Linked DNA regions of Mus musculus: all the other regions are linked to region 1. A link is a loop called in an ENCODE intact Hi-C map of the cell type or tissue named here. Cell type or tissue: heart. All regions are shown on one strand.

Region 1 (8,000 bases):
CGGAAGCCTTGAAGTCCCTGAGCTGAGCTGAGTGGTTAGGCCTGGTTATCCCCCAAGAGGCAAGAGAGGCCTGGCCCTGTCACAGCTCCCAGGCTCAAGGTCCCCTAACTCCTCACACCCCATTTGTTCCTTGACTCCTGTCCCTCTCTTGGCTAATCCTTTATCCATATTGCTGTATAGAGACTCGTCCTACACCCCCTAGACCCCCTCCATTGCCAGCATTGCAGCAGGAGCAAAGAAGGCTGTTTGTTGTTCACGTCCTCTCTACCTCAAATACCCTTGGCTGAGGGAGAGTAGTCAAAGGGACCTGAAACGTCCCTCCCCCACTGGCTGTCAACTCCTGGACACAATGCTTTAGCTGAGTAAGCACAGCCACTCCAGGCTCTGTCCATATCCCAGAAACCTGGGTGATCTCATGAAGGCTGAGGGATAGAGGCTGGTCATGGCGTCTTAGAGTCGACTGGAGACATTACACCAGGGATTGACTTTAAGGCATAGGCTGCAGCCTTCTTAAGGCTGGACCTTTTGGGTACAATACAGTAGGGTGGGGTTAAGGCCTAGTGTGAGGGACTACAGCCTCAGTTGTGGGCTACAGTTGTGGGCTGCACTCTGCAAAAGAGGCATGGGATTCTAGAAACTTCTCTGGAGGGGCCCAAGGTGGGAGCCACTAATTGATGAGCTCGTAGTAAATCTGGGCTTTGACTATGGCATCCTAGCCTCCTTCCCCCTGCCCCCCACCACTTATGAGCATCAAGCCCTTCCCAACACAGCCCCCTGATATGTCCACGGCCCATGGGAAGAAGGACCCTCCTTCTCACTTAGGTAAGGCCCAATCACCCTTGCAACCAGCAGCAGTAGAAGACAGGCCAAGGGTAAGAAAGAGCTTGGTCTACCTCTGTAGATAAAGCAGGCTCAGGGGAAAGGTAGTCAGGGTCCACGCCTGACTGAGTGCAGAGGAGGCCTCATGCATGGAACATTCTAGAAGAGAAGGGTGGCTAGACAGAGGGATTGCAATGGGCTGTCAGCTAGCTCCCTGCTGACTCACTCAGGGAGAGACAGAGGAAGTGTGGGCAGGGGGAGGAGCTGGCAGAGGAGGGGGAGGGGGAGGAGGAGGAGGAGGAAGGGGAACAGTCAGGAGGGTAGGGGAAGAAATGTCAGAGAGAATAGACAAGGAGGGAAAGTGGAAGATCCAGTCTGAGCAAGGTCATCCAGGTTGCTCCCCAGGGACTCTGTATAGCTAATAGACAAGAGATGATGAGGTTCTCTGAGGAGAGGCACACCTGACCTCTGCCCTGAGTAGTGTCCCCTCAGAAGCACAGCCTGGCCTTGGGAGCTAGCTCACTGTGGGAATTTTCCAAGACCCACCTGAGCTTGGAAGTAGGGGCCAGTGACCTAGTGCTTCTCTAGTGGGTTGTTTTTGGGGTTGCCAGAATGACAGTCAGGCTGGGGGCCTAGTTGCAGGGGGTCCTCCTAGGGGTGTGGGTCTGCTTCCAGACCTGGAATCCAGGTCCTACTGCATCCTGAGTGGTGGTGGCCAGAGTGGCCCAACATGTAGTCCAGACCCCAAGCCTTAGGGATGACACGTGGGACCATCACAGAGCAATGAGGAACCTGGCTGCCCCCTTACCTGTCATCTATGTCACAGTGCAGATCAGGGTTAGCCCAGAGCTTCTGGGTGCCTTGGGCCTGGACTGGATGCAGCATTAGCAGGGAGGGGCCACTGGGTTCTACCCCTCTGATAGCTTTCCCTGTAGGAGATATGAGAGGCAGAGAGGGCTAAGTATGTGCAACCTTGGTGAGTGCCCATCCTGTACTCTTCCCACCCTCCCCCTGCCCTCCCCCACCCCCTTCCTTCTACCCTCCCCCTGCCCTCCCCCACCCCCTTCCTTCTCCCCTCCCCCTTTCTGAATCAACGTTTCCATCTCTTCCCCTAGAAGGCCCAGGCACGGGAGGGTTTGTAGGTTCCTGATTTTACACAAACCTCAGACAGAGATAGATGCCCATTTCCAGTTTCTCTCCAAGGCCAGCACCAGGCCCCACAGCAACCTTCTCCCCTGCCTCCTACACACCAGAGGCCAGAGGCTAGAAGCCCGGTGAAGCTGAGTGCTAGGCGGCCGGAAAAGCCGGTTTGGGCCTGTGCGAACAGGTGGCCTCAGTCTGGTTTTCAGGAATGTAGCCTGGGGAGGCTGTAGTAAGTAGGACCACCCTTGCTCCCGACACAGAGAAGTTGGGGAGGCTCACCTGGCGGCACCCTCCCACCCATTCCCAGGACCCCAGGTTGCCTTGGAAGGGCTGCCGCTATAGCCCCTCAGGTTTTAGAGGGGGACAGCCTGAGAAGCCTACTGGTCTGCTCAGGCAGAGGCTGGAAACAAATGGCCTGTCAAAAATCCTAATTAAAATACAATATGAGCAACATTGGCTCCCTCTCTAAGGGACAGGGTGGTGATGGTCGAGGGAGGAGGGCATTAGGGGAAGCCAGCCCTCAGACACTGGTCTAAAGAGCCCTCACATACAGCAAGGAAGGCCATAACAGTACTAATTAAACATTACCTTAGTAAGTGGGGTTTCTAAACCAAAGAAGGATGCCCCCACCACCACCCCCGCGCCTCACCTCGAGAGAAGCAGAATTAGATCCCCTTCCCACATGTGGCTCCCACATGAAGTATGAAGAGAAAAGAGAGGCCTGCCCTAGGCCTTGCCCGAGTTCTTCTGGTACTGAGGAGTTTCTCTTGGGCTTTTATTATAGACATTAATAAACTAAAATGTACATTATCCAAAAGTCTAAAAATATAAAAAGAAATGCCTTTTTAGTAGAGAAAGATTAAACAGAAGCCAGGAGATGGTAGGCTGGAGGCCCTGGAATGCTTGCTTTGTTTTCTGGGACTCAAGCCTCTATTCACTCCCTTAGAGCAAGGAACCCCAGAATGTTGGTGTAGGGAGCCCCATTGCTTTAGCTGGGCCCTTCCTAGCATGACTGTGAGGAGCCATCTTTATTCAGAGGGCCACCTGCTGAGGTCTCAAATACAGGAGACACCAGAATGCAGATCCTGTGGGCTTTGGGGCATAGTGGCATCAGGAAGGGGTGGGGGGCAGGTAAGGGCTGAACTGTAACCCCAGGAGAGCAGAAAGTGCGGATATGCAGCCTTAACACAGACCTGAGCCTGAGAAATGCCCCAGGCTACCAACTGCCTCCCATGTGACCTCAGGCTATATGCCTATAACATGGACTTTTTAAATTTTTTTAAATTCAACTGCACTCCGATGTATAAAATATTCACATTATCCTTCCGCTTAAGTGCATTATTTATGTTACCATCCATGAAATATTCACATCTGACTTTGACTTCCAGTCAGCACATGTGGGTGACAGGCTGCCCTTTTCACGGTCATAGGAGCATGCAGTGCTATAGAGCAGATGTGCTCAGGGAATCTGGGGAGGTGTGGTCCACCTGGAGCTGGGACACTTCCCTCCATACACTCCCAAACTGGGGGGGGGGGAGGGGCTACAAATCGAGTAGAGGCACAGTAGGTCCACTTAACAGAATCTGACCCACAGAGTTACAGTAGGTCCACTTAACAGAATCTGACCCACATCCACAGGAGTACCTGGCTCCTAGCAGGTGACACTCAGGAGTGTGCTGGGACACAATGAGCTGCAACCCATTGCAGAAATCCAGGAGCCCCATCGGTCAGCAGCAAAGGAGGGAATGGCCCTGCAGAGCACTGCTTCCTTGGGGCCTCCTGGCAATGGTGGCTACCAGCACTCAGTTTAGAGCCCACAAGGCTAATCCCCAGAGGCACACAGGCTGGCTTGCCTAACACAGGACCTTCTGCTGCCCAGTGACCTGACTCTGTCGTCTCTATGTGGTCAGCAGAACCTGAAGGGGTGGGCACCATCTGCTGGCTTCTTGCAGAAAGGCGACACTGAACCAGGCTCCCTTATAGCAACAACAACCCTTACACCGGCTGCCTGTGGTAGCTAGGCCCACATCCCCTCCATATTCCCTTGTACCTAGTGGGTTTTGTTTTTTTTTTGTTTTTTTTTTTTTTTTTTTTTTTTGCTCAGCTGGGATTTGGGGAGGTGCAGGAAACATCGAAGTTCTTAGACAGATGGAGGCCCCAATCCTCAGACCAGCCAGACTGCCAAAGAGAAGCAGAGTCCCTGGTCTTGACCTTCATGAAGCTCTGGGTAGCCTGGCTCCCAAATTGAGGGCCTCCGGGAAGCCATATAGCAGGAAGGAGGGGCTAGAGGTTTGGTGGTCCCAACTGACCCATCTGGTGATAGCAATTTAACATGTCCCCTTAACCCCAACAGGGCTGGTCTTCAGCACCCAAGGTTGATTGGCATTGGCTTTGGTCTGGCTGGTCTGAGGATTGAAGCCTCCGTCTGTCTAAGAACTTTGATGTTTCCTACACCTCCCCCAATCCCAGCTGAGCAAAACCACTAGGTACTAGGGCAGAATTCCCAGGGAAGATGTCCAGTGCTTTCGGTACTGCCTGTGGCCAGTCTGCTTGGGACTGAGATTTGGAGTGTGGCAGGGAGGACAGGGAGAGCTAGACTCTTAGGCTTTGCTGGGTCACTTTAAGAAACTAGATTTTGAGCAGGCAACAACAAACCCCCGCTCTGCTTCCCCCACCCCGCACCCCCCCTGTTTCGTGCCCCAGAATGATATTAACGCTATCTCTAGGTACGGTCTTAAAACAGCAGAGTCCTGAACAACTCTCAGCTGCTCCCCACCTCAAGAGCACTTCAGCCTTTAGAACTTCCCAGGGTGGGGTCACAGGCAGGAGGAGGCTGTGCCACCTTGGGTGGTCTTCCCTTAGCCTCCAGCAGGAAGGGACCCGACAGTGCAGTGGCGCCACCTGCCGACACTTCGCAGTATTGCATAGATCCAGAGAGGGGAATCCAGGCTCAGGGCTGACAGGTCCAAGAGAAAGGAATACAATCACCTCTTCTCAGATTAAGTATCTAAGAAAAGTGAGCACTTTTTTAAGACAAGAGAGAGGGGTGTCCTGGAAAATCCCCAAGGTAAGGTTCTGGGCAGCTAGGGTGAAGTTGGAGAGGCACTAGGTAGAGGGGCCATGGACAAACAGAAGAAGGGACAGCCTGTGACCAGTGTTGTGAGGCGAGAGCCAGGCAAAGGTCTAGGGGCTGCATGTGGATTTGATTTCATGATAAATGTACATATTTTGGAACTTTGGGGGCTGAGCTTAAGAACTTTTCTAAAGCAGAGACTGTCAACCTCAAAGATTAAGAGACGGCATAGCATCTCAGGGATACCGGCATGGGGTAGAGACACAATGCCAGTGGCCCGATGGATATGGAGTGTTAGATGCTTGGACCCTGGGTGGGTCAGTTCTCTAGCCCTGGTTTCCAGGGTGCTCCGCCAGGGTAGTTCAGAGAGGCTCCATTGTGCTGCAGGTGGGAGCTGGGGAGTGGTAGCAACATGGCTGCCAAGGTTTTCATGTCTCTCCTTAGCTGTGCAAACTGGCTAGAAGTAGCATAGCCCCAGTTCACACAGACCTGTGGGGGGTACCTCTTCCTGGATGCAGAGTCCCAGAGAACAGTCATGGGACCATCCTGCGGGACACGGAACTGGAGTGGCATAGCCATGAGGGCACAGACATGAGGGAGCACACTTCCGGGGAGCTAGGGCAAATGGGCTACACCTCTGGGGCTGCAGAGCTTGGCTCTGACGCCAGGGCATCCAAGGTCAATGCAGTCATCCTGGGGGAGTGGGGGAGGGTGTTTTCAAAGAAGCTGAGTTGTAACAAACATCTCACACTGAGTCCTTGGCACAGGGTGTGCAGGTCCTGGGAGAGGAACGAGGTGACATCTTCATTTCCATAGCAACCCGGATGCTTGGCAGGGTGACAGCGGGGCTCAGAGGTGGCAGGTGCACATGGGTGAGCCACGTGAAGAGCCCAGCCTGCTCAGGCAAGTTAGGGAGGCTGCTTTCTATACCAGGGCCCAGGTTCAGCCCACATTCAATCGGGTCCCAAGGGCTTCCTGACATTTGTCCCAGGATTCTGTGGCCCTGAGAGCCTATGCCAGAGCTAAGGCCACTGTTATTATGCCTGTCTGTAGCCTTGTTCCAACACTCTGGCCCTGGTCTGCTGAGCTACTCAGCTTCTTGGCACATGGGTGGACTGGTCAGTGCTTTTACAGGGCCCTGCCCCTTAAGTGATTTACCTGTGGCCATGGGTGGAGACTGATCACCCCTACCTTGCTTCTTTTGCTTTTAACCCAAGTACGTAGGTTGGACCTTTCTTTTGCCTGTGCCCAGTGTTAGTAACCCATAGTAGGAAGGTAGGGATATCCCTGTGATTGACTGAAGGGAAACAGACACATAGTCTGTCCAAGATAAACAGTAAGATTCCGCACATCCCACCCCACCCTCCTTTTTTCCTTTTTTTTTTTTTTTTTTTTTTTTTTGGGAGCCCTGGCTATCCTGTCAGTATGTAGATCAAGCTAGTCTCAAATTCACAGAGATCCACCTGCCTCTGCTTTTTAAGTGTTAGGACTAAAGGCCTGTGCTACCACCTTTGTTTTCTTTTTAAAAGAGTTGCCATGATCATAGACTTTCTTCACAGCAATAGAAACTCTAAAACAAGAACCTGCCCTGAATGTGGACAGCACCATTTCATGGGCAGGGCCCTGGAAGGCATGGGAAGGTGACAGGAAGCTGAGCTCCAGCACGCACTCATCCACGCATGCACGCATGCGCACACCTATTGCTGTCTTCTGACTACAGATGTAAGGCAGACAGTTCTCTCACTCTTTTGCTGCAGTGACATTCACAGAATTGATGGACTGTAACCTAGAGTTGTGAACCAAATAAACCCTTGCTCCCACAAGTTGCCTTCGTCAGGCTATCTTATCAGCACAACGGAATGGAAACTGATAGCCTCGAAGTGCAAAGGCCCCTCTCGTGACCAGGGAGCAGATCTGTAAGGTCAGCCCTCACCTTCCACTCCCTAGCACTGTCAGGCATGCTCCCTACATCCAGATAACAGAAGCATTTCCTGAGGACGTGGACCAGATAGCCTTAGGGGACCCAGTGTCTGGGCAACGATAGATTCCTCTTAGCCAAGGGGCTTAGCCAAGCACCAAGGCTGCTGTGTCTGGTCATTAGGGTAGGTCAAGACCATGGTTAGAAGACAGCATTGCTTAGGCTTCAGCAAGGAAGCAGGGCAGATGGGCACAGCACTGGAGAGGTAGCTTAGAGTTCTATAACTGGATCTGCAGGCAGCAGGAAGAGAGAGCTGGCTTGAACATTAGCAGCCTCAAAGCCCACCTGTAGTGACACATTGTATCCAACAAGGCCACACCTACTCCAACAAGGCTACCCCTCCAAATAACGTCATTCCCTATGGGCCTATGGGGGTTTCATTCAAACCACCACAGTCTTCCCATAGCAACCCAATTTCAAAAACAAACAAACAATCTCTCACAGGCACGCCCATAGGTTAATTTCTTACTAAGACTCTCTTCCTAGTTGATTCTACATTGTATCACACACAGGAAAGCTACATTGTATCAAGTTGACAATTAACCATAACCATCACACACAGGAAAGCTGGACGTGGTACCCAGCGGTACCCAGCAAGGCCTTCTCATATTGAAAGCCTCGCTGGTAAGCCTGCTCTTACAACAGGCATCCCCTGGTAGGTCCCAGCTCCGGTTTCTCCCCCAGGCTGTGGCCTAGCGCAGCTGCTTGCTGCTGGCTGATGGACAGGGCTGGGGAGGAGGAGTCAGTGTTCTGTAGTCCCTGCAGACAAGGTTTTAGTGGTGGCCTTTTAGCATGGCTAGCCCTTGTCACTTCCCCCTTTATCTGTTCTGGACCTCTCCAGAGGACAACCCCAGGAATAGCTGGCTGAACAAGAGGACAACCCCAGGAATGGCTGGCTATTTCATAGGGTCTGAACAAGGACATTGCCTCCTTCAGGAATGGCTGGCTGAACAAGGACACTGCCCCCCTCAGGGCAGAGGGACCACC
Region 2 (8,000 bases), 290 kb after region 1:
CATGAGCTGTGAGAGGTGCTGGTCTCTATCACAAGCCTGTCTTCCTGTAGCTTTCTAAGTATGAAGATCAATCCAGGCTGAAAGGGGCAGGGGGCCAACCTTGGACTGGGTTGTTCTTCTTTATCGTGTTTTCACTGAGGTCCTGGGAGAGGAAACTGTCCTTGAACTTAAACATGCTGAAAAGCCTCTGAGAGCTGGCATAGGGAGTAGAGGACAGAAAAGTCTGGGTCTTCTCTGCTCCCCAGAGGATTCATTCACAGGTGCCTGTTGCCAGTGCATGGGGGTGACCTCCAAGAGGGTAACCGATTTGCTTGGGACTTAGCTTCCCTGCCAGAGGGTGGATGGGGAAGAAGCTGTGGAGATCTCAGGACTACCTCACTAAGATGCCTAGGATGCTAGAGTGGTGCCAGGCCATGACCTGAACAAGGACTGAGGGACCAGATGGTCCAACAGTCACAGAGAATAGGAGTGCCCTCACAAGGATGTGTGGTATCTCTCTCCAACACACTGCCTTTGTGTGCCTCCACATACCCAGGTGCCATCCAGGAACCAGGAGGTTCCTATCAGTGTGCAAAGAGGCTGGCCAGGACTCTTTAGATGTCTTCTGCTGACTCTGGCCAGACCCAGCTGATGGTCAGGGCAGGTGTGAGGATGCAGGTGGCTTCGTAGGAGCCTGCGTTCTGGCCCAGAAGTCTCAAAAGGTTCGGCTTCAGCTCTGCGAGGAGAAATTCAAGAGTGATGCTGGGTGTTCACCATCCACACTGTGTAGTTGACTCACAGCACTGGGAACACTAATCTTCAAGTCCCTGTGGCTGCTACAAGGTGCCTGGACAAAGACTTCACTCTCTCCCAACAGATGCCCTTCTGTAGGAGGGTGGAAATCTTGGTTGCTTCTTCCAACCCTCCTGGGATGCTTGCTGTTTGGGCTTTGGCCCTCTTCAGTTGATTCTTTGGTCTCAGACCAGCCCTGACACCACCAGGTACCAAGCTTCAAAGAGCTTGGATGAACCAATGGACTAATGACTCTGCTAAGGTAGCAGTTGAATGCTCAGGAATGTGTTGTGAGATAACACAAAACTGAGCCCTGACCTCATCTTGTGGGCCAGCCCTCTCTCCTTGGGCTTTGGGTATCCTGTGCTGTGATTTGTTGAAAGTACCTGGTTCTTCTTATTTGGAGGGCAATATATCTAACTCCTCCACAGCTTTATCCAGGCACACTGGGCAGCTGGGCTTCCCACCCTCTGCTATGTGCTGGAAGACCAAGTGGGAAGCAAGGTAGGAGCTATGGAGCAGAATTACCTAAGTCACAAGAGGGCCTGCCCTGGAAGCAAGTAGATCTGCTGTGGGACTGCAAAGGCCAGGAGGTGGAGAGGGCTAAGGCTTTCTAGGAGACAGTCACATGCCACCCAAGGTGCACTCTTTCACGGGGTGGCGAGGAGTGTGTGTGTCCAAGAATCTTGTCTCCTTCAGGGAAGGACAAAGAGAAGATGCTGTAAATCACAGTGCAGAGCTAATTCCCCGGGGCCTCTCAGGCACAGATGTGCAATCGCGTGTAATGAGCTCTCTCTGGGGGCCTTCAGGGTGTCTGACCACGTGCCACATGAGCTAATTGACTGCTGAGCCTGGTAAAAGATTTGTGTTAAGGCTAATGCTCTGGCCATCACTGCTGTGATACAGGGATGGGGTTGAACCGGCTGGGGGAAATGGCAAGTGTGTGTGTGTGTGTGTGTGTGTGTGTGTGTGTGTGTGTGTGTGTGTGTGTGTGTGCTATTCCAGAGGAGCTCTTGGTGTACTTCAGTCAGGAGCTGTGCCCTCTTGGAGGGCTTTCTGGTGGAGGGTGGAGGTGACTTTCTGCTGGTGAGAGGTTCAGTTGCTGCCAAAGTCAGTGCTTTCTGAGGTAGGCAAACTCTAAGCATCTTGGGGAGGTCTCTCCTGGGTATCCTTGTGCTAAGCCCTGGCCAGGGGCTCCCTGCAGCCTCAGCTGGTCATGCCTGTGATGGGGAGGACCAGTGGCAATCATCCTGATTGGTCTGAGGATTCTAGCTTGTAATTACTCTTTCTATCATCCCCAGGCTTTTGTCCACCTTCCTATCTGGCTAGGGATGGGGGATGGGGGTCTTGCTGGGTGCTTCCTTGTGATGGGAGATGGGCACTAAGCAAAGGAGTGAGTTGGAGGCTGAGTACCATGCACCTTAGAATTACACCAAGAGGATAGTATCCTGTGATTAAGGATGCTGGCGGGGTGGTGCCATTTGTTCCGAGTGTGGCAACATAACATTAAGGGTGGAAATTGACAAGGAAGTAAGCAGAAACCCTGTGGTCACCAACTGTCACTGCCCTGCCCTTCCTTGGGTGCTCTGGTCAGCTGGTAAAGATGGTGGAGTCTCTTTCCAGGGACACTGTGTGAACTCGTGACAATGACTAGAGCAGACCACACCTTATTCTTAAGGAAGGCACCCCAGTTAACCCAAAGTGAACACACTTGTTCATATTCAGAGGCTACCACCAATTGCCCACCATCACAGGACAGCTGACAGCCCTGAGCTGCCTTGGCTGCTCAGCACGGGGCTTTCTGTTGGTAACGTTCATCACTTCTATTAATAAGAAATAATAAGAGTCCTGCCAGGTCTTCAGAAATGAGTGCAAGACGTGACGGATCAGGCCCTGTCTGAGTGTTCCTGGAAGCGCTGCGTTTGTTTAAGCTCAAAGACTGATTTGAGTGAGGTGAGGTTCAGACAGACCCAATTGCTGGAGCCGTAGATTTCTCCATGTGCTTGAACGCTCGTGCGCTCGTGTGTGTGTGTGTGTGTGTGTGTGTGTGTCTGTGTGTGTGTGTGTAGATAAGGAAATACACACATGAAATGAGGAACACACAGAATATTCCTGACCTGTGAGTAAGAGCATAATCAGAAGGAGGAGAGTGAGTTATGAGGGGGGAGGGGTGAACTGTACAGGGCCACCATGGGACTCACCTCAGGAGCACCATGGGACTCACCCCAGGAGCACTATAGGACTCACCCTAGGAGTCCCATATTTGGTGCTCACTCTGGGAGCCCTGTACTATGCCTCTCTAGGAGAGCCCTGAGACCTTTCTCAAAGGCCCCTGAGCTGCCAGCCAGCATTGCTTATAGCCATGAGGGGGAGGGATGGCTTGGAAGAAGCTCTTCTGGGCAATGTCCTATGAGCCTCAAATGGAGGAACCATATGTACATTCGACCAAACAGCAGCAGATATCCAAAGTTCTCCTCTGGATTCCAGGGAAAGGGAGATGCCAGGAGGTGGTGGGGTGTGGAAGATGGTACTGAGATGAACAGTCTGGGTAAAAAGGATCCATCAGGATGGGTTTGAGCCAGCCAGGCTTGGCCCCTTGACTTGAGCCCCACTGAAACCTCTGATTGCAAATCAAAACTAGGTCCAGAGGCCACTAACCAAGTAGATTACTTTATAGACAACACAGCAGTCAGTGGGCAGAATCAAGAGGCTATGTGATGGGGAATGTTGGGACACTGGGTCTTTCCAGAGCAGCTGCCCTAAGGGGAAGTTTTGAGGCTGTTTTAGCTGTTCACAGTGCCCAGGTCTGATGGCCACTAGCTGGTGTCAGCTGACTCTGTCTATACTTTCCAGTTAGGTGGTGAGGCTTCTGCACGCAACAACCACTGACCTTGGAGGAAGGTGGTAGCCAGGCCCTGCCAGAGCTCCCAGAAGGAGGCAGTTTGATCTTGGGGACCCAGTGTTTAAGCCTGTTGTACTGACCCGGTGGCTGGCAGCACCTCTGGTTACATTGCTTCTCTGGCCAGGCCTGTCCAAACTTCCCACAGGCTTTGAGCCTATCATCATCAGCATCTCTTGCTGAGGTCCAGGTTTCACAGCACAGCCTCAGCCTGACCCACCACAGTAGTGAGGCCAGAAGCCATTCCACATGTGGCCTCCAGGTGGCAGTGAAAAGCTAGCCGGACAATGTGACCAACCCTTCTCTCTTCACACAGGAAATACACAGAAGAGTAAGGAACTGAGCTCCCTTAAGTTAGGAAGCTTTGACACTTTTTTTTTTTTTTTAGGAAGCTGGGTGCTAGGGCAGCAGTTTTCCTCCCTAGCTTCCCTGCATGCTGGACCTCTCGGCAGTCATTGACACTGGCTGGTGCCTGGCTCTCTGCACTGATACTATCCACACAGATGTCAGTGTGGTCCTGAAACTTCATGTATGAGAAAGACCACAGGAGACTGGTCAGCTTGCTGGATAAGAGATTTCCCCTCAGGAGGAGAGGCAGAAGTCCCTGCTCTAGTACTATTCCTGCCCTTAGCTGCATTTGTGTGAGTAAGAGTTAAACTACATCCGCCCGCCACTTCATCCCCCTCCGCAGTAGCCCCAGAGCAGGCCGGTCACCACCCTACTTTAATGCTTCGTTGAGTAGCATGCTGTCAGTCCCCATAGCTCAGAGAGACAAACTTCTGCATCAGAGACCAGTTTTCTCTTTTGTAGGCTGTGTAGGCAGAAAACAAACAAAACAATAACAAAACCTGTAGATGTTGGTAAAGTCCTCGAGTACTTAGGGTACACACAAATGAGATCTAATACAACTGGGAAATGGAGAGGAATGTTCCCAGTGTCTAAGATGGAAACAAATGCTCAAATTACATACAAGATAACAACAGGGTCTAGCAACCAGATCTTAAAGCAAATTAAGAGGCCACAATGATTAAAACCCAAACTGTGGGATCATCATGGTAGTACAAGTAGTTGTGGGGTCAAGATGGTAGCTTACAATTGTTGCATGCAAGAGGTAGAGGCAGAAGGACTGAGAATTTCAAGCTAGCTTGAACTACATTGCAGAACCTCTATCAAGAAATTAAGGGCTGGGTATGTAGCCCATTGGTAGGACCCTTTATCTTATCATGTGTAAATTAGATTTGACCTCTGGGATGACAAAACCAAACCACACCCACTTGAAACAAAGGCAAGCAAAAAGCAAAACAGAAGGATGGGCCTAGCCCTGCCTGGATCGAATGCTAACGAAAGGACTCTGGGGAAGGGGCGTCAGCGGCAAGAGGGGCAGGCGGACAGATTGGTCTGCAGTGCTGTAAACACTGGCCTGAAGTGTGAGACAGGTCAGTGTCTTTACATATCAACACTAAATTCTCCATGGGCCATCTTACAGATGCCCAGTGTAGTAGTTTGAACGAATGAGAAGCCGTCTTAGTCTTCGGCATTTGAACACCTAGTCCTCATTGCTACTGTTTGAAAAGTTCAGGAGGTGTGGTCTTGCTGGAGGAGTAGATCTGTCACTGGGAGGGGGCTTTGAGGTTTCAAAACGTTGTGGCATTCCCTGTGTATCTATCATCTTTGCTTTCTGCTTGTGGTTCAAGATGTGAGCTCTCAGCTTCTGCCTCATGATTGCTGCCTGCTTCCATGCTTCCACACCGCGACAGCTTCTCATCCCTCTGGGACCATACGCCAAATGAACCCTTCTTTACGAGTTGTCTTGATCATGGTGTTCTAGCACAGCTTTAATAAAGCAGTAACCAATACACTCAACCTACACACTCCTGTGTTCCCCAGCGCTGGCCTTGACCCCTGCTTTCCACCACCCCTTTTACTCATCAAAGACCTTTCCTTTGTGTGGTCTCCCTGGCCATTGGGATGGGTTCCTGACACTGCCCATGATGAACAATCTCTTGCTTCCTCTCTGTGTCTGGCATGATTCTTCCCTTTGCTCTATAGGAGAGATAGAAACAATTCCCAACACTGGGTGGTTTCTACCCTAGGGGGTGAGTATGGTTGCCAACAAAGTGCTTCTGATTTGGAGGCAAATTTGCAGGGTCTTCGAGCCAAAGGTTGAACACTGAAAGCCAGCACACAGACCTTCTGCTGCCTCTCCAGTTCAGACTCCTTCCAATGCTCAAGTTCCCCCACTGTCTCTTAGTGCAAACACACAGAGTTGACAGAATGCACACAGGGTCTTTCATCCCTGCCTTGTCCATCTGGACCATTTTCTAAACTTTCAGTAAAGACCTTATGTGCTCATGAGTTTTTAATTCCTTGGGTTTGTTGTTGTTGTTGCTTGTTTGTTTGTTTGTTTTCAAGGCAGAGTTTCTCTGACTAGACCTGGCTGTCCTGGAAGTCTGTAGACCAGGATGGCTGGCTGGCTGGCCTTGACCTCAGAGATCCAACTGCCTCTGTCTCCTACATGCTGGGATTAAAGGCGTGTGGTATGTCACTGCCACCTGGCTATGCTCATTAGGTTTTCCTGTTGTTGTTGCTGCTGCTGTTGCTGTTGTTATTGTTGTTGTTTTTACTGTTGTTGTTGTTGTTGATTTGCTTTGTTGTCACTTTGGCATAAGCTAAGGAAGACAGAACCTTGATTGAGAAATGCCTCCACCAGATTGGCCTATGGGCATGCCTATAGAACATTTTCTTGATTAATGACTGATGTAGGTGGGCCCAGCCTACTGTGGGTAGTACCAGCATGTATAGGAAAGCAGGCTGAGCAAGCCATGAAGAGCAAGCCAGCAAATAGTCTTCCTCCATGGCCTCTGCCTAGTTTCTTCCTTCAGATTCCCTCCCTGAGTTCCTGCCCTGACTCCTCTCGGTGATGGAGTGTGACTTGAGAGATGTAAGATGAAGTAAACTCGTTTCTTCCTCAAGTTGCTTTTGGTCATGACATTTGTAACAGCAACAGAAAGCAAACTAGGATAATTTTCAAAGCCGAACGCTTGGAGAGTCAGCCTCGCCCTCCACCTTGGCCACCCCAACAGAAAACAGGCTCCGAGGGTCCACTCGGGTCCCATTGTGTGAATCTAGTGACTATTTATTCCCTGTGTTGTGGGAGGTACCTTGCTGCCCAGCCTCAGCCCTTCTTGGTGATACAGGGAATTGTGGGACAGGATCTCCTTGACTCATTCAGCAGCCAAGAACCACCAGGCCTGGGGACAAAAAAAGGGGGAAGGATCCTAGTTGTCCCCTGAAGGCAAAGGGCCTAGACGTGGGATAGGGGGCGCTCTGGGGTTCCTGGTGGCTTCTGTCTGGACACCTCAGGACTTGAGGACATTTCTTCCTGTCTGCTGTCATGCTCAGCATCTCTCCCCGTTTTCCATGCTGGGGAGTGTGGGGAGGCAGGGAGTTGAACAGCTGCTAGAGCAGAACACCAGAACAACGGAGCAGAGACCCGGACTTCTCTGGCTTGGGCCTTCTCCATAGCCCAGCTAAGTCCGGCACACCCCATCCACTTCTCTCTGTTCTCCTCTGGGTAGAATCCTTGGCTGAAGCCAGATACATAGCCCATTCTCAAGTGACTTTGGAGCTGGACAAACACAGAAAGGAAGGCAAAGCCCCGCTTTTGGACCTGGGCTGTCTTCAGGGTTCTAGTTAGTGATGCAATGAGGTAGAGTACTATCCTCCTACCAGCCTTACTGAGGAACCTCAGCTACCCAGGTTCCTCGCTGCGACTCCATCATCCTCCACATGTAAGTTCTATCTCATTGCACGAAGTGGCTGCCAAGCTCCAGCCATTAAGTTCCATTTCAGCCTGTAGGAAGGGGCATACCTCTGCAGGGAACTTGGTGGAATGGCCACCGTTGTTGTCAGACATATTAGGAAGTGTGGATATGCACTCTTTGAGCCCGAGGGGCCCTATACTGAGGAATCTTCTGCGTCCCGTTGTTTCTACAATCCTCAGAGCAAGATTGCAGCCCAGGAACCCTGAGGCCCTCTGCTCTGTCCCTGCCACAGCAAGCACACTGAGTACCCAGCTTCCCAGAAATGCTAGAAAGATAGCGGAAGAGGAACACTCAGGTGCTAGGGTTAAGCTGTCTCTCCGCACACTGCCCATCATTAAGATTTAGGGTCTGGGATCTCCAAGCTCACCGAAATGGGCAGGACATTCAGGGATTGAGCTGTGCAGGAAAAGTCTTAAACTGAAGCTCTTAAAAATGCCCACATAGACCCACCTGCCCTGTGCAACCTTCTGCTGGGTCAGACTTGCCGGCAGCTGCAGCAGGCTTCA
Region 3 (8,000 bases), 180 kb before region 1:
CAAATGGGCAAAGGATGTGAAGATATTTGTGTCCCATGTAAATGCTCACCAAAAGGTGACTTCAGCTGAGGAGGAGTTCAATAATCAAGTGGATAAGATGACCCGTTCTGTGGACAATCAGCCTCTCTCCCCAGCCATCCCTGTCATTGCTCAATGGGCACATGAACAAAGTGGCCATGGTGGTCGAGATGGAGGTTATGCTTGGGCTCAGCAACATGGGCTTCCACTCACCAAGGCTGACCTGGCTACAGCTGCTGCTGATTGCCAGATCTGCCAACAGCAGAAACCAACACTGAGCCCCAGATATGGCACCATTCCTCGAGGTGACCAGCCAGCAACCTGGTGGCAGGTTGACTACATTGGACCACTTCCTTCGTGGAAAGGACAGCGTTTTGTTCTTACTGGAGTAGATACTTATTCTGGTTATGGATTTGCCTTTCCTGCACGTAATGCCTCTGCTAAAACCACCATTCACGGACTGACAGAATGCCTCATCTATCGTCATGGTATTCCACACAGTATTGCTTCTGACCAAGGAACTCATTTCACAGCCAGAGAAGTACGACAGTGGGCTCACGATCATGGAATTCACTGGTCTTACCACATTCCCCATCATCCTGAAGCAGCTGGGCTGATAGAAAGATGGAATGGCCTTTTGAAGATGCAGTTACAGCGCCAATTAGGTGGTAACAGCTTGGAAGGCTGGGGCAGAGTTCTTCAGAAGGCAGTATATGCTTTGAATCAGCGCTCAATATATGGTACAGTTTCACCCATAGCCAGGATTCATGGGTCCAGGAATCAAGGGGTGGAAAACGGAATAGTTCCACTTACTATCACTCCTAGTGACCCTCTAGGAAAATTTTTGCTTCCTGTCCCCATAACTCTAGGTTCTGCTGGCTTAGAAGTTTTGGCTCCAGAGAGGGGAGTGCTCCTACCAGGAGCTACAACAAACATTTCATTGAACTGGAAGCTCAGACTTCCCCCTGGTCATTTTGGGCTTCTAATGCCCTTAAACCAACAGGCTAAAAAAGGAATAACAGTGTTAGGAGGGGTGATAGATCCAGATTACCATGGGGAAATTGGATTACCTCTTCACAATGGTGGTAAGCAAGATTATGTCTGGAGTGCAGGAGATCCCTTAGGGCGTCTCTTAGTACTACCATGTCCTGTGATTAAAGTCAATGGGAAACTACAACAGCCTAATCCAAGCAGGATGACAAAGGACGCAGACCCATCAGGAATGAAGGTATGGGTCAATCCTCCAGGAAAAGAGCCAAGACCTGCTGAGGTGCTGGCTGAAGGTGAAGGAAATACAGAATGGGTAGTAGAGGAAGGTAGTTATAAATACCAATTAAGGCCACGTAACCAGTTGCAGAAACGAGGATTATAAAGTAATATGAATGCCCATTGTAAATTTACTAATGCGTTTGCGATTGTACGAGGGATAGTTATATCATGTTAGGCGTATTTACAACCTTGTTATTGTTTCATGTGAACATGAGATATTATTTGTGTCAAGTTGACAAGGGGTGGATTGTAGTGGCTATTCCTGGTTGTCAACTTGACAATATTTGGAATGAACTACAATCCGGAATTGGAAGGCTCACCAGTGACCCTTATCTGAAGGCTTGGAGATCCTTATCTGGATCTTGGTTTGAAGATCTTGAGCCATAGTGGCTATGGATTCCAGAAGATTGAATCTCCGAGTTAAGGAACACACCTTTAATCTGGGCTAGGCCTTTCATCTGGGATTAAAGGTGTGGTGGAACACACCTTTAATCTGGGCTACACCTTTTGCTGGAGACAATATAAGGACATTGGAAGAAGGGAGTCTAGCTCTTGCTCTTGCTCCTTCGCCTGCTTGCTGCGTGAGACTGAGTAACTGCTAGATCCTTGGACTTCCATTCACAGCTTCGACTGAACCATTGTTGGGAATTGGGCTGCCGACTGTAAGTCATCAATAAATTCCTTTACTATTTAGAAATTATCCATAAGTTCTGTGACTCTAGAGAACCCTGACTAATACAACCCTCTTTAGGACAACACAGATCTGGGAAGTTATACTCCAGAGTGCCAGGCTCAGACAGGCCCAAAGGTAGGCAAACACTGACCACTGATCACCACTACTCGACACATAACAGTTGCTCTCCTGCACGTCGCATCTGTACCCTGGTATTAGGAACTAAACGGTGACTCCTCACCCTCAAATATGTTGAGAACTTAAACCCTAAGACTAGTGAGTGTGACTTTACATGGGATACTCTGACAGCTAGCCCCACAGTCAGAGGCAGGGAATGGTTTCCTTCTTGGAGCCTTAGGAGAGCAGAGCTTTGTCACTTTGATTTTGGATATGGTACACCTGAGCACCAATGTAACAGGACACAAGTCACCAGAGCACTAATGTCCCTGGGCATAGCATCCGGGGCTTTTCACCCTGAGTGCCTGCTCTTGCCCACACCTGGCTCTCCAGGTAATTACTGGCCAGGAGCAAATAGCTGTGGGCAGCTGTGCAGACAGGCTGCGGGTGGGAGTTATGACAAGGGAATCGGGAAAGGTAGAGGGAAGGTCATAGGCCTCCTTGGGACTTTAGGAAGACTCTTGCTTGATTGTAGAATGCATACTTTGCCCAGAGGCCATGCAGAGCGCTGTGATGGGACCTTGCATGCCACAGACAGATGTGGGGAGGACCTGAACCCTGAGGCCCGCACTCACCGACTGGGAACTGTCTCTGCTGCTGTCCCGAGACTTATTCTTGGCCAGCCGCTTTTTCTTCTTGTGCAGAGGCCTCGACTCAAGGATCATCTCCTCCAGCTCAAAGGTGGGATCACAGTGCAGGCGGCCTTTCTGTGGAGAGACAGGGTACTGAGCCCAGCCTGCGGGTTCTCCACCACCACCCCAACAGCCTGGAGCCACCTGTCTGGGCACTCGGGGCTTACATTGGGCACAAAGCCTGGCTCCACCTTCTTTTCACTCAGGTCGTCCCACAGCACGTGGGCCAGCGATGGGGCTGTCTGCATGTCTTGGAGACTGGAGAACCGGTGCTCAGGGTTCACGGTGAGGAGCTGCAAGGAGGGCCCCTCTCAGATAAAGCCCCAAAGAAGAATGGCCACCTGTCTCAGGTTGGGGCGACCCTTGAAGGTGTCCATAGAACAAGGCTCGGAACCTCAGGATCGAAAGTGGCTTGTGAGAAAAGGTGGCATCAAAGGATATGGCCCTAGGGACTCTTTGATCCCAGTGCCCCATATCCAAGGACAACAGAGGAGCTGCAGGGACGTCCTGCCAAGATTTGCCAGCAGGTGGCAGTGATGGCCTGGCTAACACTCTCATACTAGCATGCAGGCCCAACTAATTACTGCAAAGCTTCCAAGTAACACCTCCAGACTCCAGAAACATTCATACCCGCACTGCATCAGGACATCAGATCACCAGGGCCAGGTGCCTCCTGGTCAGGTCTCGTATATAATAGCCCTTTCTTCACACCTGTCCTGGCTATAGCTTCTGCTCTCTGGATCTACCCCTTCCAATACTTCAATCAACATTATTTAGAGAACAGCTCTTCTTGTGATTAAACAGCCCCTAGCCCAGTCCCTGGATATATAGTGTCTCTGTGTCCCTGATGGCCTGGATCCTTCCATCCCTGTGTCCTTAATGTCTGGGATCCTCCATCCTCCTACCAGCAGCTATAGACAGAGCTTAGCTGTAAGGTACAGGGTGGGAGGTGGGCTGGATTGTTGTTGTTTGTTTGTTTTTTGTTTTTTCGAGACAGGGTTTCTCTGTATAGCCCTGGCTGTCCTGGAACTCACTTTGTAGACCAGGTTGGCCTCGAACTCAGAAATCTGCCTGCCTCTGCCTCCCAAGTGGTGGGATTACAGGCATGCACCACCACACCCGGCTTTGGGTTGGTTTTTAATTTGTTCCCTAGAAGTGTTGTGCACCTTTTGTAGTGTGGTCAGGGGTAAAGGAGACTAGAACATAGCTTGAGCTACGTGTCATCCTGGTACCCTCTTCCTGCACTACACGTGTGATGCAGAAGGCTTGATGCCGTCTTTGCCTGGGTCTGAGCGTCATGAGAGGTGGGTGATAGCCACGTCCTGTCACATTAGTTCCTGATGGGGATTACAGACTGGAGTGTGCTAATATTTAGCTTACCAGGAGGGCCCAACACAGAGAGCCTGCTGCTAGAACAAGAAACCTACATGTTGGTAGCAGATTCCTTCTCTCTGAGGCACACAGGGTCTCAGAGTAGTTGCCAGAAAAGATTATGGCTGGGCTAGTGAAGGAGTCTGAGCCCATGGAAAGATGGGGTGTCTCCCTGAGCTCAGAAGGGATGGGTACTCTGGGAGAAGGGAAGGGGAGGGAGCTCACCTTTCGCAGCAGGGCTACCATCTCCTTGGACCAGGTGGGCACGTACTGGACACTCACAGTGCTGAACAGCTGAACCAGCGACTCCACAGCATTGCTCGAGTGGATATCGTAGGGTCTCTGTGGGCAGGGAAGCACTACACCAGTGCCTTCCCCAGCATGGCACCCAGACAAAAGTACAAACACCCTAGGAACCCAGCTTCAGGCCCAGGTGAAGGCCAGGCTCTGAGAACAGCAGCCACCTGATCCAGAGGCCAGGGGGTAGAGCTTGCGCCCCGACTGAACTGGGTATCAGAGGCCAGAAGCTCATCTGTCAAGGGTATGCCCCCTCTACCACCACCAAGGGTGGTTCTGAGGCCTGGGTGGTTCAGTCCAAAAGGACAGGAGGTGCTGGTTTTTTTTTCCAGGTTTGGGGCTCCATGGAATGGTAGAGGATACCGTATGAGACCTACGCAGATCACTGCCTCTGCCCCTAGAGAAAAGCAAGTCCCTCCCAAGAACCTGCTGCATACAACATCCCATCCACCACCAGCCACCCAAGGAGACTTGCTAACTCAGGCATCTGTCTTAATATGCTTAAAAGCCCGAGTCCTCTGAGGTTATGGGGGGAGGGGTATCATCCTCCATCCATGGCTCTCAGCCAGTCCGGGGCAAGGAAGTGGCTAGCTTAGGGTTACAAGGCTCCGTACCCATCCTCGTAGCAGCTCGTAAGCCATCACCCCCACCGACCACCAGTCCACCTCGAAGGAGTAGCCAGTCCCGCCATTGACGAAAGAGTGGAAGATCTCTGGAGCTTTCCAACGAAGAGAAGAAAGAGCTGAGCTGTGGGGCTAGAGGGTCTGATGACCCCGTATCACACCGCCAGCCAGGTCTGCACCAGATCTAAAAGAGAACCCTACCCGCCACAGTTCTGCACTGTGCCACCTGCAGGGAGGAGCCCCCTTCTGGACCAGCCCACAGCAGATAAAACACTGCATTGCCATTTGGTTGCACCCCAAGGTCCTTTGCTCTAAGACTTTATCTGACTATGGAGTAAGGACTAGGCAGGGGCATGGCTCTGCATAGTCAGGTGTCATCTGACGCCTTTGGCTTACCCATGTACGGTTTGGTCCCAGCTAAAGCTGTCGCCCTCTCCCCATCCTTTATGATGGTGGCAATGTTGAAGTCAGTAAGGTGTGCATGTCCTGTGAAGAAAGGGCAGACATGGCTTTCCAGGTCCTGGGCCGGGTACCCATGCTCCTCTCTGTGTCCCAGAGCTCCAGGGACTCACCTTGTTCATCCAGGAGGATGTTGTCAGGCTTGACATCTCTAGGAGGACAGAAGGTAACAAGAAAATGAGCTTAGACCCACACTATTCATGCCCTGACGTCTCTGACAGATGCTCCCATCAGAGGCAGAGGCTTGGAAGGCTTGGCTTTTAGAGTGAATCCTAACATAGAACCTAGTGTCATAGAGGGCATACCGCACACTATTCAGAGGGCACCAGGGCCTCCTAGAAGACAGCTACAAGGGAGCCACCAGCAATCCATGGAGTCTTGGCCAGAGGACATGTAGGTGCAGAAGGCACCTACAGCTGGAAGCCTCTGGGGACTGTAGAAGACCCTCAGGGCCGGGTTCCCATGATGCCCTCACTAGACCCCTGGAACTGCACAGAAGAGGACTTGTCTACACTCTGCTCACAATCTGACATCAGTCCTCTCCACCTTGACTTCTAGGAACACATCTAGCACTCAATAACCATCACATACCTGAATCCTGTCCAGACAACAGAATCCCAGGGCAGAGAGGTTAGAAATCAGGTTTATCTGCCTTATAACGCACCTCAGTTTGAGCCAAGACTGCAGGGTTTTAGCCTAATTTCTGCTCCCTGATCCTACCTGCTTTCTAATTAGACATTTCCCCAATTCCATGTGGTTTCTACAAATGCCACAATCAGTATGAAGTCCCATGATGTGGTCAATAGATAAATAAGAGCCACTGGGTGTGGCCAGGCTCTGTGGTACACCCATGAGGACTAAGTCCTCTGCGTCCATCCTCAAAGTGGGTAGTTTGGACAGGGCCCACCGCTGGGAAGAGGAGCCAGACCAGGCTTGAGTGTGACCCAAGGGTATTCCCAACCGTTCAGCCCAGGAAGATGCCTCATGCCACAGGTGTTCACACACCTGTGGATGATGTGTTGGCTACGCAGGTAGTCCAGGGCCAGGGCCATCTCACAGATGTACAGCCTCACTGTGTCCTCTGAGAACTGGACATTCTGCTGTAGGTGGTAGCGCAGGTCTCCCCCCAGAAGCAGATCCACCACCATGAACATGTCCTCCTCATCCTGGAAGGAGTACCTGTGGGTACCAGGGGAAGACTTGGCCTATGAATGGTTTAGGGATCCAGAGCAGCGGCTCCTCCCTCCTTCCAGTCTGATCACCATCCTGCCTGGGGCATTCCCCACACCCTGCTCAGAGCTGTGCCAAGACCCCAGGGAAGACAGAACAGCCATGTCCATGAGAGCGGTTTGGCTGTGAGCATAGATGCCTGTAAGTGACAACTGGAGAACAGAAACTGCACATTTCCGAGCTGTTCCAGGCTTCCCTGGCTTCTTCTATGAGGACACACAAAAGTGGTTTGTAAGAGAAGAACATGAGACCATGCCAGTAAAATGCTGAGTACAGATCTGGGTGAGGAATTGGTATTTAATGACCATGGTGATGATGGTGGTGGTGCTAGTTATAATGATGGTGGTGGTGATGTTGATAGCAAGATAGTACTTGTGATAGTGACGATAGTGTGATGATAGTGCTGGTGCTGGTGATGACAGTGATGGTGCTGGTGATAAAAGAGCTGGTGATGATAGTGATGGTAGTGGTGATAGTGATGGTGGTTATCTTGTTCCCTGTCCTCCATAAGCCATTCTCTCTCAGCCTCAGTGGAAGGAGGCTGGAGAAGGTGGCACAGGCAGGATTTTGAGGAAGAGGTCAGGAAGAGGGGCAAGGAGACTTGGGATGTCCCCAGTGCACACAAGCCTAGGTGGCAGGTGACATCTAGGGCTCTGGGGTGTGGAAGGGGGAGTGCAGCTGCAGGAGGTTAGGAAAATAGAGTCTGAAGTCCTGGCTGTGGCCCATGTCACTGCAGCACCTGAACAGTTGTGGACGGCAGAAGTGCAGGCCCAGAGGTTGTGTGTGTGTGTGTGTGTGTGTCTGATCATTAGGCAACACTGTCTTTTAGAGTGCCTGGGAGGCTGGGTTGCTGAGGCCCCAAAGACAAAAATCCTGTCCTTCCTTCTTTCCAAAAAGCCTCAGTGCCAACTGTGTTCCCACCTCACAGCAAACTTCCTCCTTTCCCCTGACAAGGGTGGGTTTGAGGGGTATGTCTCATTTAGACCTTCTCCCTGCTTTATGATGTCCAGTATGCTAAAACAAGATGGAATGTGTACCACAAAAATGCTACCTGAGTCTGTCACTTCTCAGCCTGCCTGGGAATAACCAGCCACAAGCATCTTGGAGATTCTAAGTAGGAAGCAAGCCATTCTGGAGCCATGCTATGTAGCCTCTGGGAAGTGGCCACTGTCTACTTTGTAGATTCTTGACTTACTGTAGCAGAAAACAAGACAGCAGGTTGCAGTTGGGGCAGGTGGGCATAGGGTTCTG

What was found. Peaks named below come from ENCODE experiments on the same cell type or tissue, not always from the same donor. Only the 100,000 strongest peaks of a DNase experiment are listed, where the experiment ranks them.
Region 2: a loop joins it to region 1, with 3.0 times the contacts of the local background. A loop is called at or near these places in 9 of 42 quality-filtered maps.
Region 3: a loop joins it to region 1, with 4 times the contacts of the local background. A loop is called at or near these places in 18 of 42 quality-filtered maps.

What each region holds. Positions count from the first base shown.
Region 1 is chr7:139,294,792-139,302,791 of GRCm38, forward strand. It overlaps Gm32486 (a long non-coding RNA gene), which reads right to left and starts at 2,141. Exons shown (of 3, transcript XR_880989.2): 1 at 1,982-2,141; 2 at 1,628-1,748. In heart, CTCF peaks have their summits at 3,889 (motif pointing left), 4,861 (motif pointing left) and 5,061; DNase peaks (open chromatin) are centred at 4,830 and 5,848; H3K27ac peaks cover 4,378 bases.
Region 2 is chr7:139,586,555-139,594,554 of GRCm38, forward strand. The region is part of intron 1 of Gm33031 (a long non-coding RNA gene); the gene reads left to right. Among named protein-coding and RNA genes, the nearest start is that of Nkx6-2, 7.8 kb to the left of the region's middle. In heart, a CTCF peak has its summit at 3,921 (motif pointing right); a DNase peak (open chromatin) is centred at 3,877; H3K27me3 peaks cover 4,205 bases.
Region 3 is chr7:139,116,305-139,124,304 of GRCm38, forward strand. Stk32c (serine/threonine kinase 32C) reads right to left here. Exons shown (of 12, transcript NM_021302.3): 4 at 6,525-6,698; 5 at 5,633-5,670; 6 at 5,457-5,546; 7 at 5,052-5,155; 8 at 4,366-4,482; 9 at 2,937-3,062; 10 at 2,713-2,844. Among named protein-coding and RNA genes, the nearest start is that of Dpysl4, 34 kb to the left of the region's middle. In heart, a CTCF peak has its summit at 3,284 (motif pointing right); a DNase peak (open chromatin) is centred at 3,297; H3K27me3 peaks cover 3,078 bases.